2 separate regions of the Homo sapiens genome follow, and region 1 is linked to region 2. A link is an interaction called in ENCODE POLR2A ChIA-PET data of the cell type or tissue named here. Cell type or tissue: MCF 10A. All regions are shown on one strand. Each heading gives the region's core, and the rest is flanking DNA. Links, peaks and the distances in the headings are about the cores only.

Evidence for each region. Peaks named below come from ENCODE experiments on the same cell type or tissue, not always from the same donor. Only the 100,000 strongest peaks of a DNase experiment are listed, where the experiment ranks them.
Region 1: POLR2A ChIA-PET joins it to region 2 with 5 read pairs; 2 of 35 experiments call an interaction of 5 or more read pairs at or near these places.

The regions. Positions count from the first base shown.
Region 1 is chr1:214,574,624-214,582,902 of GRCh38, reverse strand. No RefSeq gene overlaps it. Among named protein-coding and RNA genes, the nearest start is that of CENPF, 24 kb to the left of the region's middle. In MCF 10A, for the core only: no CTCF peak of the experiment used is centred there; no DNase peak of the experiment used is centred there.
Region 2 is chr1:214,289,206-214,297,484 of GRCh38, reverse strand. The region is part of intron 1 of SMYD2 (SET and MYND domain containing 2); the gene reads right to left. Among named protein-coding and RNA genes, the nearest start is that of SMYD2, 12 kb to the right of the region's middle. In MCF 10A, for the core only: no CTCF peak of the experiment used is centred there; a DNase peak (open chromatin) is centred at 4,964.

The DNA of each region.
Region 1 (8,279 bases), core at 1,478-5,477, 290 kb before region 2:
CACCTCTCTGGTTTAACATGTGTCCCAGAGTTATTGCTGTTGTTGCTTTAACAAAAGATTATTATTATTAGCTGCGTTAAAATAAGCCAGGACTGGTTTAGTGGATAACTTTGAAATAGGACGTAGGACTCGACTCTGGAGGCAGGGCTCAGACACCTGACCTAATTGAGGACTAGTTAAAACAGGGATGGGGTGGAAACACCTTTCCATATAAGACATGCCCACCAGTGTGCCATGTCAGTTTACCATTGCCATGGCAACACCCAGAAGTTACCACCCTTTTTCTAGGAATTTCTGCGTTAATCGCCTCTTAGTTTGCATGTAAATTAAAGTGGGTATAAATTTGACTTCAGAACTGCCCTCAGCTACTACTCTCAGCACACTGCCTGTGGAGCAGCCCTGCTCTGCAGGAGCAGTCACAGAGCTGCAGGACTGCTGGAGCTGTAACTCCGCCACTTCAATACCTACCGCTGGCTTGCCCTTGAATTCCATCCTGGCTGAACCCCAATTTGGGGATCATCTGCCCTGCATCAACTTTGTACTTCCATATTGTAGCATAGTCTTCCCTAGTAGTGTGTGAGATACATGTGCCATAAACAGAGTTCAACACTTAACAAGTGGTTAAGTCTGAGCTATCAGTGATAACTTCTTTCACCTTTCTTAAACCTTTCTTAAGGCACAGGTAACTAACTCCTCCATTTTAAGGATAGCGGCATATCTCATGCTGGCTTGAAAAAACAAAGTGTGGTTGCATACGGTGACTTAGGACAACTAACTTTTCATCCCAAAGGATGTGGGAGAAATACTTGTTGCTGCTGTCCCTGGCACCCATCTGGTGTATGAGTCAGTTGTGCCTTGGCCCCAGGTGGGGCCTGCAAGATGATTAAGGCACAAGGCTGCCAATCTGCCAGACAGTGGGGTCAGTGTGAAATGTGGGAAATTAGAAACGTGGTGAATGTGAAATACATGCAGGAAGTGGAGGCTAAGCATGCCTACCATAAAGCTTACACAAAGTAGTGTGAGCAATCCTGCTAAAATGGTTTTGGCATATACTAGATAGGGTAAATCTACAACTATTTATTTACCCTATCATTTGGTAACACTTTTCAAAAATGTTGTGATGAACTCTCTCAGCAACAAAGAGCTCAAAAAACAAAACAAAGCAAAAAAGCATGTTTAATGAAATTTCAAATGCAGATTTCTCATTTCTAAATAAAGTTGACGATGAAATATAACGTGCATAAAATATTTGCCAACATTTATCAGCCTCCTTGGGGCCTATAGTAATGAAAATTAGAAGACATAAATATGTTAAGGAGGCCCCAGAATTTACTTCAAACCTTAGCTGTTATTTTAAGCTTTTCTTCGACAGGCATGAAATATGAAGCAATAGCTGCTAATATATTTGGTTTAATTAACAGAACTCTGCAAACAGCTCATGATTTCTGTTTTATGTGTCACCAGCTGCTTCAAATTAAAATTTAATTAATTCCAATAATTGTTCAATATTTTCATGAAATTCAGTGACTCAAAGCTTTTGAAAGTTCATCTGACTTTATTGTGTCTGCTATTGCAAATTCAGTGACAAAATTTGTGAGGATCATATAAATACAAATTCTGGTGATGCACACATTATATTTATTGTCAATTAGTTTATTGATAAATAAGAAATCTATAAAGCAGAAATGTTCTAGAAAACTTTTAGAGAAACGCTATTATTAAAAACAAAACTTGGAACCAAGCCAGACATGGGAGAGTGTCTGTAGTGCCAGGCGTTCAAGAGGCAGAAGCAGAAGAATTTCTTGAGCCTACAAGTTCGAGTCCAACCTGGACAACATAGTGAGACCCTGTCTCTAAAAACAAAACAAAAACTTGGAAGCAAAGAGATATTAAAATTTATCCTATAAAAGCAAGGGAAGACTTGAGTGAATAAATAAGGAAAGCTTAATCCATTTACAGTGTTTAATTTTGAAATTCTATAATTGTGCCTTAGAATATCTACATTTCTGGAATAATCTTTTGATGAAGCTTTTTGTAAAAACAATTTCATAAATTTGTATTCTATGCCAGAATGGAATGAAACTGCAAAAACTAATAATTGTGAAGCATCTATATACAAAATATTTTAAAGTATGGAGACAACTTACTAACAAGTTTTGTCTTACAAAACTATTAGTTAAAGACATCTACTCTGAATGGAGGCAAACAGGAGGTATCATATCTGGGAAAATACTTATGCTGAAATATTTACACATTTCAAATAAAAAGAATAATATTGAGAATTTCCTTCATTTAGCAGAATTTGTTCTGAGCTTACCATAAGCCTCACCACCTGAAGAAAGAGTAATTTCTCAATTGAAAATATTGTAAGCTAGATGGTAGAGTCAATTGAAAAAGAGTATAACAGGCCAGGTGTGATGGCTCACGCCCATAATCTCAACACTTTGGGAGGTCGAAGTGAGCCGATCACTTGAGTCCAGGAGTTCTAGACCAGCCTGGGCAACATGACAAAACTTTGACTGTACAAAAAATATAAAAATTAGTTGTGTGTGGTGGTGTGCAACTGTAGTACCAGCTACTTGGGAGGCTGAGGCAGGAGGATCACTGGAGCCCAGGAGGTCAAGGCTGCAGTGAGCCGTGATTGTGCCACTGCACTCCAGCCTGGAAGACAGAGTGAGACTCTGTCTCAAAAAAAAAAAGTAGGCGATTTTATGAAGAAAATTAAAATGATAAGACCACATTAAAAAAAAATACACTCTGTAGAAATATCTCAGTAAGAGAGTATTGGCAAAAAACACAGCTATTCAAAGTACTTTATTTAAAGTACATGAATATGGGCCGAGCGCAGTGGCTTATACCTGTAATCCCAGCACTTTGGGAGTCCGAGGCAGGCAGATCACCCTAGGTCAGGAATTTGAGACCAGCCTGGCCAACATGATAAAACCCCATCTCTACTAAAAATACAAAAATTAGCCGGGCATGGTGGCATGTGCCTATAATCCCAGCTACTCAGGAGGCTGAGGCAGGAGAATCGCTTGAACCCGGGAGGCGGAGGTTTCAGTGAGCCGAGTTCACACCACTGCACTCCAGCCTGGGTGACAGAGTGAGACTCCATCTCAAAACACACACACACACACACACACACAGAGTACGTGAATATGTACCAACAATTATTCTGTTTGTATTATTTTTAAATTCAGGTAATCAACATAAACATTTCAAAACTTTAATGTACATGAGTTACATGTTTTTAAGAGAGATTTATATTTTTGAAAAAAAATTTTTTTTTTTGAGACAGAGGCCCGGTCAGCATGTGGAGAAGGAATGTCACAAGAACTGATCCTCTGAGCTGTAGTTACAGGGAAGGTGCTCCTTACCTTTAATGTATCACCAAATGAACAGACAGCAACTTTTGTGACTTCCTAATACTCCAGTCCTTACTTCTCAAACCAGAAAAACCCTAGACAAATATCTTGCAACAATTTACTTCTTTCCTCTTTGTCCCCAGGGGAGTCCTGACTCTGGTTTCTTTATCCTCCCAATCCTAAAACTACTTCCTCTTTTGAATAGTAATCTACCTTCTGAGGTAAACTTACCTTATAGTAACTTTATAAGCTTTTATTAGCCACAGGAAAGGTTACACACTGAGGTGTTTTTTTGTTTGTTTGTTTTTTGTTGTTTTTTTTTTTTTTTTTGAGATGGACTCTCACTTTGTCACCCAGGCTGGAGTGCAGTGGTGAGATCTTGTTTTACTGCAACCTCTGCCTCCCAAGTTCAAGCAATTATCCCACCTCAGCCTCCCAAGTAGCTGGGTTACAAGCGCCTGCCACCATGCTCGGCTAATTTTTTTTTGTATTTTTAGTACAGGTGGGGTTTTGGTATATTGGCCAGGTTGCTCTCAAAGCCCTGACCTCAAGTGATCCGCCTGCCTTGGCCTCCCACAGTGCTGGGATTACAGGCGTGAGCCACCATGCCCAGATATTTTTGTTTTTGTTTTTAATTCTGTGTTGAAAATAGAAATTTAGGAAATTTTGAGAGTAGATGCAATATTTGATCAGTATCTGGGGCCTGCCTGACTTCATAGGAATCTAGTTCCCAATATATCCATCAAAAAAGCTGAGCAGGGACCAGGTGCAGTGACTCATGCCTGTAATCCCAGCACTTTGGGAGGCTGAGGCAGGTGGATCACCTGAGCTCAGGAGTTCGAGACTAGCCTGGGCAACGTGGTGAAACCCTGTCTCTACTAAAAATACAAAAATTAGCCAGGCATGGTGGGGTGCGCCTATAATCCCAGCTCCTCAGGAGGCTGAGGCAGGAGAATTGCTTGAACCCGGGAGGTGGAGGTTACAGTGAGCCAAGATCATGACACTGCACTTCAGCCTGGGTGACAGAGCGAGACCCTGTCTCAAAAAAAAAAAAAAAAAAAAAAAAAGCTAAGCATTGAAAGAACACCTAGTTCAATGCCAGGCACATAGTGAGTTTACAACAAATATATGTGAAATTTGTGAATGAATGAAAGAACTCCCAAATAGTTGAAAATCATCTAACTGTACACTTTCAGCTATTTGGTAAAAGAAAGTTGTCAGGAAATGAGAAGCAATAAAAAGTTGGTGGATAAACATTTTTCTTTCTGCCTCACACTGTATTAGTCCGTTTTCATGCTGCTGATAAAGACATACCAGAGACTGGGAAGAAAAAGAGGTTTAATTGTACTTACAGTTCCACATGGCTGGGGAGGCCTCAGAATCATGGCCAGAGGTGAAAGGCCCTTCTTACATGGCTGCCACAAGAGAAAATGAGGAAGATGCAAAAGTGGAAACCCCTGATAAAACCATCAGATCTCGTGAGACTTATTCACTACCATGAAAACAGTATAGGGGAAACTGCCCACATGAATCAAATTATCTCCCACTGGGTCCCTCCCACAACACATGGGAATTATGGTAGTACAATTCAAGATAAGATTTGGGTGGGGACACAGAAACAAACCATATCATTCCTCCCCTGGCCCTCCAAATCTCCAAATGTCCTCACATTTCAAAACCAGTCATACCTTCCCAACAGTTTCCTGAAGTCTTAACTCATTTCAGCATTAACCCAAGTCCACAGTTCAGTCTCATCTGAGACAAGGCAAGTCCCTTCCACCTATGAGCCTGTAAAATCAAAAGCAAGCTAGTTACTTCCTAGATACAAGGGGGTGCAGGTATTGGGTAAATACAGCCATTCCAAATGGGAGAAATCAGCCAAAACAAAAGGGTGTACAGTGCCCATGGAAGTCTGAAATCCAGCAGGGCAGTCAAATTTTAAAGTTCCAAAATGATCTCCTTTGACTCCAGGTCTCACATCCAGGTCATGCTGATACAAGAGGTGGGTTCCCATGGTCTCTGGGCAGCTCTGCCCCTGTGGCTTTGCAGGGTACAGCCTCCTTCCCGGCTGCTTTCACAGGCTGACATTGAGTATCTGCTGCTTTTCCAGGCACACAGTGCAAGCTGTAGGTGGATCTACCATTCTGGGGTCTGGAGGATGGTAGCCCTCTTCTCACAGCTCCACTAGGTGTGGGGACTCCAATTCCACATTTTCCTTCTGCACTGCCCTAGCAGAGGGTCTCCATGAGAGACCCACCCTTGCAGCAAACTCCTGTCCGGCATCCAGGCATCTCCATACATCTTCTGAAATCTGGATGGAGGTTCCCAAACCCCCATTCTTGACTTTCTGTGCACCCACAGGCTCCACACTATGTGGAAGCTGCCAAGACTTGGGGCTTGCACCCTCTGAAGCCACAGCCTGAGTTCTATGTTGACCTCTTTCAGCCACAACTGGAGCAGCTGGGATGCAGGGCACCAAGTCCTTAGACTGCACACAGCATGGGGACCCTGGGCCCTGCCCATGAAACCATTTTCTCCTTCTAGACCTCTAGGTCTGTGATGGGAGAGGCTGCCACAAAGGTCTCAGACATGCCCTGGAGACATTTTCCCCATTGTCTTTGGGATTAACATTCACCTCCTCGTTACTTACGCAAGTATCGGCAGCTAGCTTAAATTTCTCCTCAGGAAATAAGATTTTCTTTTCTATCGCATTGTCAGTCTGCAAATTTTATGAACTTTTATGCTCTGCTTCCCTTTTAAAACTGAATGCCTTGAACAGCACCCAAGTCACATCTTGAATAATTTTCTGCTTAGAAATTTCTTCCAGCAGTTACCCTAAATCATCTTTCTCAAGTTCAAAGTTCTGCATATCTCTAGGTCAGGGGCAAAATGCTGCCAGCCTCTTTGCTAAAACATAACAAGAGTTACCTTTGCTTTAGTTTTCAACAAGTCCCTCATCTCCATCTGAGATCACCTCAGCCTGGATTTCATTGTTCATATCATTATCAGTATTTTTGTCAAAGCCATTGAACAAATCTCTAGGAAGTTCCTGTCTTCTTCTGAACCCTCCAAACTGCTCCAACCTCTGCCTGTTACCCAGGTCCAAAAATTGCTTCCACATTTTTGGGTATCTTTTCAGCAACACCCCACTCCTGGTACCAATTTACTGTATTAGTCCATTTTCACACTGCTGATGAAGACATACCCGAGACTGGGCAAAAAAAGAGGTTTAATTGGACTTACAGTTTCATATGGCTGGGAGGCCTCAGAGTCATGACAGGAGGCAAAGGCACTTCTTACATGGCGGCGGCAAGAGCAAGAGAAAATGAGGAAGATGCAAAAACAGAAACCCCTGATAAAACCATCAGATCTTGTGAGATTTACTCACTACAAGAACAGTATGGGGGAAACCACCCCATGATTCAAATTATCTCCCGCTAGGTCCCTCCCACAACATGTGGGAAATACAAGAGTACAATTCAAGATGAGATTTGGGTGTGGACACAGAGCCAAACTGTATCACCCACCCTAGAGCTCAGTGGACAAGGTGAAATGCAAATGAGCCACAAATAAACTGAGGCAATATTTCTATCTCTTTTGCTTGCTGAAAGTTGGAGAAGGAGGAGCAGCTGAAGGAACCCAGCTTTTCTCTCTTGGCTGGTACTAGAGAGAGAAGGGGTATAAAATTACCCCTATAGTTCCTTCTGGGAGAAATTGCTTCTGAGATTCTAGAACCAGAAAACATTAACACTTCAATATTTTAAAAAACAATGAAGCAACACTTTTCGGATTAGCATGACTCTTTGTTTGTTTGTTTGTTTGTTTGTTTGTTTTGAGATGGAGTTTCACTCTTGTTGCCCAGGCTGGAGTGCAATGGCACGATCTCAGCTCACCACAACCTCTGCCTCCTGGGCTCAAGCAATTATCCTGCCTCAGCCTCCCAAGTAGCTGGGATTACAGGCATGTGCCACCACACCCAGCTAATTTTGTATTTTTAGTGGAGATGGGGTTTCTCCATGTTGGTCAGGCTGGTCTCGAACTCCTGACCTCAGGTGATCCACTTTCCTTGGCCTCCCAAAGTGCTGGGATTACAGGCCTGAGCCACCATGCCCAACAACTCTTTAATTACCAGAGAAAAGTTGTTATTTAGTGAAAGTCAAATAAAACAGAATATATATTCAGGATATGTAAAGGTGACCTGTTAGCCATAGCAGTTGAGGAGTGATTTTTTACCTTCTAGATACCTATGTAGTCTGATAACCAGGAAGTAGCACAGCCTAGAGTGTAGGCATTAAACCAAAGACAGGTCCCAGCACTACAACTTGCTAGCTGTGAGGTGTTGGGCAAATTACTCAACCTCGCTTCACCCTTATCCAGCTAAGGGGGTTGTTCTGAGGATTATGTGAAATAATTTGTGTAAAGCTCTTAGCACCACGCTACATGGTGAGTACACAAAAGATAGTTATTGGTACTTACTCTCCTGCTCTTCTGCATAGGTTTTGTCATCTAATCAACTATGATTTCTGCTGGAAGAATGGAGGCAATTTGTATACCTCATAGCAAGTTCATAAGGTATATTAACCACAGGAAAGGTTATATGGTGAGTTGATTGTTGCCTAATTTGATGAGTCAGATTGTTTTCTTTTTTTCACTTCTGTGTTGAAAATAGAAATTTAGGTCAATGTCTTGCTTCGGGCAGAAAAGCATTCTTTTTTGGTTACCTGTCTAAAGTAAGAAAGTAACCACTCTTCATGTCTCACCACCTATCTAGACCCACAGCTGATGTTAATAGATTTCCTTTGGAAACTTGAAGCAGGAGTTTTAGGACAATATCTGTATATGGCCCTTAAACCAGGAAATGTAGATTAAAGTAGAGTTCACAGTCTTATCTCCAAGTGCACCCAAAATGAAAAA
Region 2 (8,279 bases), core at 2,466-6,465:
ATCCATTTTCGCTGTAGGACTATACAAAGCATTTGGAACAAACTCCGTTCCTACAAAAGACACAGTCGTAAATTTTTCATTTGCAATGTAATCTGATCTGAATTGTTCAGGAAGTCTGGGAAAAGACTGAGCAAAATAAAGAAAACAAAATTTCCTTAAAAAAAAAAAAACCTGAAATAACCCCCAAAGGAATGGAGCGAAAAGAAGTGTAGAGTGAATCACTAATAACCTCTCACAGTGGTTCTCAACCTTGGTTGTCTGGGGCAGGGATCATCAGTTCTCATTCAATTGGTATGTGTTGGGCCCAGGCACTAGGACTTTTAGAAAGCTCCCAGGAGATTCCAGTGTGCTTCTAGAATGCGGAGCCACAGGCCTATGGTAACACATTTGGGTGGAGTGGCTTTTTCGTGTGGAAATTGCTGTATACAGTTGAAGCACTCTGCAAGGCAGATTGTTTAGATTTTTCTGAGATTCTTAAGAATGAATCACAGGATGGATCAGGTTGTTTAACTACCTTGATGATGAACATTTACATAAGAATAAAGTAGCTGACCCTGTCTTTTTCTAACCTAAGATCAAGTATCCTAGAAGCAGGTGCAAGTTTTAAGAAAGAAAACCTCAGCTTTCGTTCTGCTGCTTCTTGATTCCTGTCTCACAATTTAGGATGAATATGATGAGTTACTCTTCCCACTTCCCTCTCTCAAATCCTTTTTTCTTTCTGGTACTTGATGTACTATGTGATCTTGGGCAAGTTACTAGTCCTTTCTGAACCTCAGTTTCCTTCACTGTCAAATAAAGATATCGTTTCCACCTCATAGGTTTGCTATGAAAGTTAAATGAGAAAATGCAAGCAAAACATTTAATACATTGCTTAGAACACTGTAAACGTTCAATAAATGCTGGGTACTACTACACTTTTAATTAGTCTTTGTGCTTTTTTTTTAAAGTGATGTCAACTGTTGAAATACCATCAGCACAGTCTCACTCAGACTCATAGCTAGAGGATCTATGTTTCTAAAGCCTTTGTTTTATGGGCAAATATCTACCCTACTGTGAACAGAAGGGCTCTTTGAACTTAAGAAATAGTTCTATCCACAAAGGAAGAAAAGAAATGTTACAGGAAAATGCAAGTATTTGATTATTACTGACTGGAACAGAACTTAGAAGACACGCTCCTGTCATTTCCTACTGGAGGAGACACACACAGTGATTAATTTCCTTGCTTTTAAAAATCGGAAACCATGAAGATCAACAAGTTAGAAATGTAATTAACAACTCCTGCTAGTTAATGCGTTGCCGCAGGTGCTGTTGGTCTAGATCAAAAGGATTTGATTCTGTAAGCTCCCTACTTTCTGCTACTGAAATGAATGCTTAGTGGGTTTCACCATGAAAGAAAATGATACTGGCATAGAGGGGGTTTGCAATAACAATTACTTTTAACTAATGGTGACAGAAGAAGTGACAAGTATGCTCTGTTGAACAGAGGCAGCCCCAGCCAAATGAAAAAGAGAATGGGAAAAAAGCCCCAGCAGTGCAATATAACTTCACCATAGGTTGAAATAAGACAATCAGAAACAAAGTTAGCCTCCCACCCAGCGAGGGTGGTTATACTAGCAAGGCCTCCAATCTTGTTTAAGAGAAATAAAAATTGGAGGAATTGTGGCAGAACCCTATTATAACCCTGGTCAGGGGACAAGGATAATACTCAGGCTACAGGTTTTTCTGTAATACTGAAAGGTGCTCCATACATCACTTTAATCCACAATGTAACAGTGAACGGGACCCACGTGCAGCGGGGGGCTTCTTCCCAGGGCTGTGCTGAACCTTCGCTCAGCACCAGGCTTTGTTCTGAGGCTTGTTAAAAGTTAGAGCCCGCATCCTCTTGGGGAGGCAGGAAATATTTAGGGCAGTAAGGTAGCAACTAATAGGTTTTCCCAACTATTGGAACCGGAGCTGTAATTTACAAGGAGGAAGCTGGGCTTGGTGGTCAGAGTAATGGCTGACCTAGTTATAAAATAACACAGATTTGTTTTCATGCAGGCTCTGGCCCAGACAAAATTTACCTTTGCCTTAGAAAGCAAAAAAAATTCATGAAGCTTATGAATATAGGAGAGAAATATTTAGCCTGTGAAACAGTGAACATTACATTTCCTTTTCAGCCCCTGGACAACACCTATATCCGAAGCTCCTCTTGTAGGCCCTGCACAATCTCTAACAGTTAAAGCTCGTCCAAAGAATGAATGTACACACTTTTAAAATCTCATGTTTTCCTCTGGAAATGCTCTGTCTTAACTTTTGTGCAAGGTCAGAGTAACACTTCCTTGCTACTTTTATCTTTACTTCTCTAATGCCCTCTGATTGAAAAGTCAAAAGCAAAGAAACAACGAATGCCTTTCTAACTCAGTTCTCTCATAAAGGAACTGACAATAAAATAATATCCACCGCTTCTTCCAGTTAAATGACAGATGTTACTATTAGTACTTTGTAATGAATACCAATATTATTAGATTCCCCTATGCTTGCTGTTGCATAAAACTCACGTGATTAAAAATCAAAGAAAATGACAAAACCAAAGTAATATAAATTTAACTACTTGAAAACTTAAAATACTCCTAACAGTATTCCTCACTTCAACGTTCTGTCCGTAAAACAGAAATAAACCATGGTAAAAATTCCTTTATAGTCTAATGCTAATTGTGAGTTCCCAGAACATGGTCAGGTCTGCTGCAGCAAAACATGTGTTAACTACCTGTCCAGACAGAACTGTTCTGAATCTTACTTACAGGAAAATGTGTGTTTTTTGTTTGTTTGTTTGAGAGAGGGTCTTGCTCTGTCACCTAGGCTGGAGTGCGGTGGCACAATCTTGGATCACTACAACCTCTGCCTCCCGGGTTCAAGAGATTCTCCTGCCTCAGCCTCCAAGCAGCTGGGATTAATTACAGACATGAACCACCACGCCCAGCTAATTTTTGTATTTTTAGTAGAGACGGGGTTTCACCATGTTGGCCAGGCTGGGCTTGAACTCCTGTCCTCAAGCCATCCGCCCGTCTTGGCCTCCCAAAGTGTTGGGAATATAGGCGTAAGCCACCGCGCCTGGCCTGGAAAATGTTATCTTTTTAATTGCCTACAGAAGAATTTTAAGAGTTGAGATTCTCTCATCCCCTCAGTTTTATTTTCCTGCAAACAAAATATAAAAAATTGAATTACCAATTTGTTTAGGCGAATTACCCCGAATTGTGGACTTTACCTTGAAAACTTAAACTGATCGGATACCGTTTGAACAGATTTAGCAGACATTTTTCTTTCAATCCTTATTGATTCCATTTGTATTTCTCTGAACGGAGAACATTTTTAATACTGTAAAACCTTGCACATGAGGCAGTAAGAAGACATGTTAATCTATCATAGCTAAGTAATTTCTATTCAAAAGTGTTATTTGCTAGGTACAAAAGTACTGTGCTACAGCCATACTGGGAAATAATATTTTTGTTAAAAAAAAAAAAATGAGTGGCTGGGCACGGTGGCTCATGCCTGTAATCCCAGCACTTTGGGAGGCCGAGGCAGGCGGATCACCTAAGGTCAGGAGTTCAAAACCAGCCAGACCAACATGGAGAAACCCCGTCACTAGTAAAAATACAAAATTAACTGGGCGTGGTGGCGGGTGCCTGTAATCCTAGCTACTCGGGAGGCGGAGGCAGGAGAAATGCTTGAACCTGGGAGGCGGAGGTTGCAGTGAGCCGAGATCGCGCCATTGCACTCCAGCCTGGGCAACAAGAGCAAAACTCCATCTCAAAAAAAGAGTTATTTGGGGAAATCTGCCCTGCCTACATGAGAGTGGTAAATATAAATATCAGGCAAAATGATTCAGCATCCAAATGGCCCACACGACCTGGAACTGAGAGCAGAAAGCTACCCCTAGGACTGAGCTCTTTGAAGATACAGAAGTTAGGGAAATAGCACTTACTGAGCATGTTGTCTTATTCATCTCTGAAACTCCACAGTGAGAGCACAATGCTTGGAATAGTAGGATGTTCAAAAAATGTAAATATTAAATTATTGTAAAATAAATACAAACAAGTCGATAAATAAAATGAAAGCTGTGTGGGCTGAAGTAGTTAAGAAAAAGCTTTGGACCGGGTGCGGTGGCTCATGCCTATCATCCCAGCACTTTGAGAGGCCAAGGTGGGTAGATCACCTGAGGTCGGGAGTTCGAGACCAGCCTGGCCAACATGGTGAAACCCCATCTCTATGAAAAAATATAAAAATTAGCCAGACGTGGTGGCAAGCGACTGTAATCCCAGCTACTCAGGAGACTGAAGCGGGAGAATCGCTTGGACCTGGGAGGCGGAGGTTGCAATGAGCAGAGATCGTGCTATTGCACTCCAGCCTGGGTGACAGAGAGAGACTCTGTCTCAAACACACACACACACACACACACACACACACACACACACACACACACACACACACACAAACAGAAAAAGATAAAGCTTTGGAAAGAGATGCAATTTGAGCTGGATCTTTCTTGAGTATAAACAAACTGAAGGCTCTAAGGCCTTACCTAGGAAGGAGGCAGAGGATAAGGAAGGAAATATTACAGAGAAAAGTACTCTAGATGACAAATAGACAATAGGAAGAATGAAGAATGACATTCTTCAGCTTTGCAAAGACCACCCAAATTGAACTTGGAGTCTAAGTCAAAATGCAGTGAGGGATAATGCTGGATACGATGGGAGGGGCACTTAGTAGGGAACTTGTCCTGAAGAAAGCAGGGAGTCAATGAAGAGTTCTGAGAGTATTTACAAGGATTCATTTCCAAGAATGAACAGTTGCATATTAAGAGAGGTGATGAGGCCTATGCAAAGGGCCACTAGTAAGATAAGATGCAGAAATGAGACTAATATATTTCGCAAATATTTATTGCAGTAACAGAGGCTAGTCTTCTTGCTAAACGCTGGGGTTACAAAGATGAGTAAGACCTAGTTCATGCATTCAAGGAGCAAGTGTGATAAAGGAAGTTTGTATGAGGTGCTGTGGGAGCAAAGACGAAGGGAACTAATCCAGACTGCAGAAATCAGGACAGATTTCTCAGAACCAAAGGAGTGAGCCAGGCAAAGAGGGACATAGAGAGGAGAATCAGCAAGGTGCATATATGTGTGTGCATGTGTGTATATGTGTGCATTCATTACTATAAACAATTTAGGATGACCAGAGTGAAAATAACACAGCAGAGCAAGCTAGACTCAGATATGGCTCCTGAGGCTTGGCCTGAGGGTGTCCATCAGGAAGCCCCGACTCTACCATGGAGTTCTATCAGGGGCGTCCTCAGATTCACAGACAGAGAAGATCAAGAGAGGTGGGCTTCTCTCTCTCTCTCTCTCTCTCTCTCTCTCTCACCCTAGAAAATATTTAGTAGCTGAGTGCCTTGTAAAGCTGGAACATGTGCAGAAATCAATTAAATATTGGATGAAATAAATAGATTGTTCCTAAATCCCTACTTCCTTGTTAACCTGAATGTTTTAAAGTTAAAAAACAAACAAACAAACAAACAAAAACCCTAAAGGTTTTTTTAGAGTGCTGTTTAAAATATTTACTCAGGTGTATGGGTAGGCCATATTTCATTAACTTCTAAAATATATCTACCCAGAGCTGCTGCTATTTTAACCAACATAGGGATGTTGCCAATTCATTGGACCTAAGTAGTATCTGATCGAAGCTCTCTCTTAGTTTGTGTCAGTCATGAGACAGGGTGTTGTAGTTGTAGGACTGGAAAGATGTGATGTCTTTCCTCATCCATCATAAGGGTCGTGGCCAACACCCCTGGAAGAAAAGACATACTAGCAAGATAAAAACATAACAAATGTATTTAGTCAAAGTTTTTACGTAAAACAAGAGCCTTCAAAATGAGAGCCCAATAACTCAAGAACTCAAGGAAAACTGCCTAGTTTTATGCTGAGGTTCAATGAAGAATGGACAAAAGGGTATGAGCTAATAATGGTAATAGACTGAGGGGCAGGGTAGGTCACAGAGTCTTCGCTTCTGAGGCCCTTCCAACCCCCTTCAGTGGAAAGTGCTCTGTATGCCAAAGGGCCAAACTTCGGGGTATCATTTTCTGAGTCCCAACATGGTTAAACATTCTGGTTAACAGAATGTTCTTCATGACATACCTGGATGACCAGAAGAAAGAAAAAGAACAAATCTTCCTGCCTTTTATACAGCATCTGCTGAAGCCTTACAAAGTTCAAGGAACTGGAGGTAAAATAAAGATGAATAAAAGCTGGAAAATAAGCTCCGTGGTGGTAGGGATTTTTGTTCCTTTTCTTTGGAGTTGTTTTCCAGAACTATAGAACCCACTAAGTGTCCACAAATACAAATGTTTTTGATTGAGTTAAAAAGTAGAATTCCTACCCTTAGGGAGTATACTATTGGCTCATAATTAAATGTGTCTTATTGGTGAGGTTTTAAGAGCATATGAGGCTATCACTGTGAACAGCAACTGTCACTGTACCATGGATTCACGGAATTGACAGAGAAGAGATTTTTCAGGTGGCAAATGAGCAAATGTTTCCTATCCAAACATCACCAGAGTAAGAAAAATCCCCATCTCATCAAAAATATGAGCCAGTACCTACATCCCTGAAGAGTCTTTCTTGGTACTCAGATTAAACAGAACACAGATTTCAACATAACTCCTTCCAAGTGCCAAGACATAAAATCCTTGAGCTTTTTATTTGGCTCTAATAAAAACCTGTATCTTTTTGGACAGCCAGATTATCTTACCACGTCCCTCCCCCAAGATACATTCAGGTCTTCAAGCCCTGTGTGAATTTCACTTCTCTAGGGAGTTGTCCTTGTTTCTCCTCTCCTCCATGGTGACTCCGCGTCCCCTGGGCACCAACACACCCTGAGCATCACAGTGCACTCACTAAGACACAACAGTGTCTTTGTTATTATAGCACGCATTCATTTTTATCTCTAGGGACTATAAACTTGCCAAAGATAAGCACTTATGAATTCTCAGATCCACTTTTTCTATAAAAGCTAACCCAATCCATTTTAATAACATACATACAATATTTCCACTTAGTCATCCGAAACCTTCCACTTCATGTACAAGAGTCGCTAGATTTTATGTTAATAAATTAACACAAGGAGTTCCACGCTATTTTTAAATTTTTGATTGAAAAAGAATCTGAGAGACACAGCTGGATTCTCAGCGAATGTACGGACTAGAAAGATAAGTTGTTTCCTGAACCTTCAAGACTTTTTTGTATTATTTTCCTGCTAAATTGCATATTTCTGTCCTTCAGAGAAGTCTTGAAGAGATCTGATTTCCTTCTGTTCTATTGTGTTGGTGTGAACGCCTTTGCAATTGAATAGGAAGCCGCGGAGGGTGGCAGGAACAAGTCAGCAGAAGTTACACAAAGTGAGGTGTGTGCTTTGTGACTGGTTAGAGCTCTAATGAGGCCAAGGTCATGGGTTCAACCCCTGAAAAGGCAGGTACTTCAGTTAATTCCCTGCCAAAGGACTGCACCCCTAAACTACTGCAGATTTCCTAGAAATCCAAAGAAGTGAAGGTTGGGGATGTGGGTGGGCTAACAATGCAAGTTCCTGAGAGGCAAAGGAGACCTCAAAATGCCCTGCCTCCCTCAAGTGTCAGAACAGGCCACTCATCAGGAGGAAGGGGCCAGTGCAGGGGCCCCTGCCCTGACACAGCCACAGAAAAACGCTGAGTGAGCAGGAGGATCAGAAGAGAGCTCAAGGTCTGAATCTGCCAAGTAAAATCAGGGTGCCTTGTTCTAGGTGTGTCTAGTTCCCTAGTGATCATCAGGACACACATACACATGTATTCAAAGATACGTAACCAAACCCATAGAGGAGCTGTCTGTGAGAAGAGCAGGAAATGAGAGGGAACATTCTGAAAAATCAAATTTGCCTTGCATATACCAGATAAAAGCATGCCTTGAACTCAGAAGTATGATTACCTCAACTACATCTGAGGTCCAAAAAAAGATGTGTGTGGATGGGGGGAGTCAATTTAATTATTCATGACTCCAGGAAGACAAAGCATGCTTTTAATTATTGATTGCTTCCTTCGAGGACAGAAATAAAGTGGCATAAAACAGTAATTATTTCATATTTTTATACTGACAGGGAAAAGAGGAGGGAATATTAACCTAAGTTCAAAGCAGTAAGCCTAAAACACCCAAATACAGTAGAAACTTCCTTTGCAATTCTCTCACTATATCAAATCCTAAAAGAGACAATTTTGCTGTCCT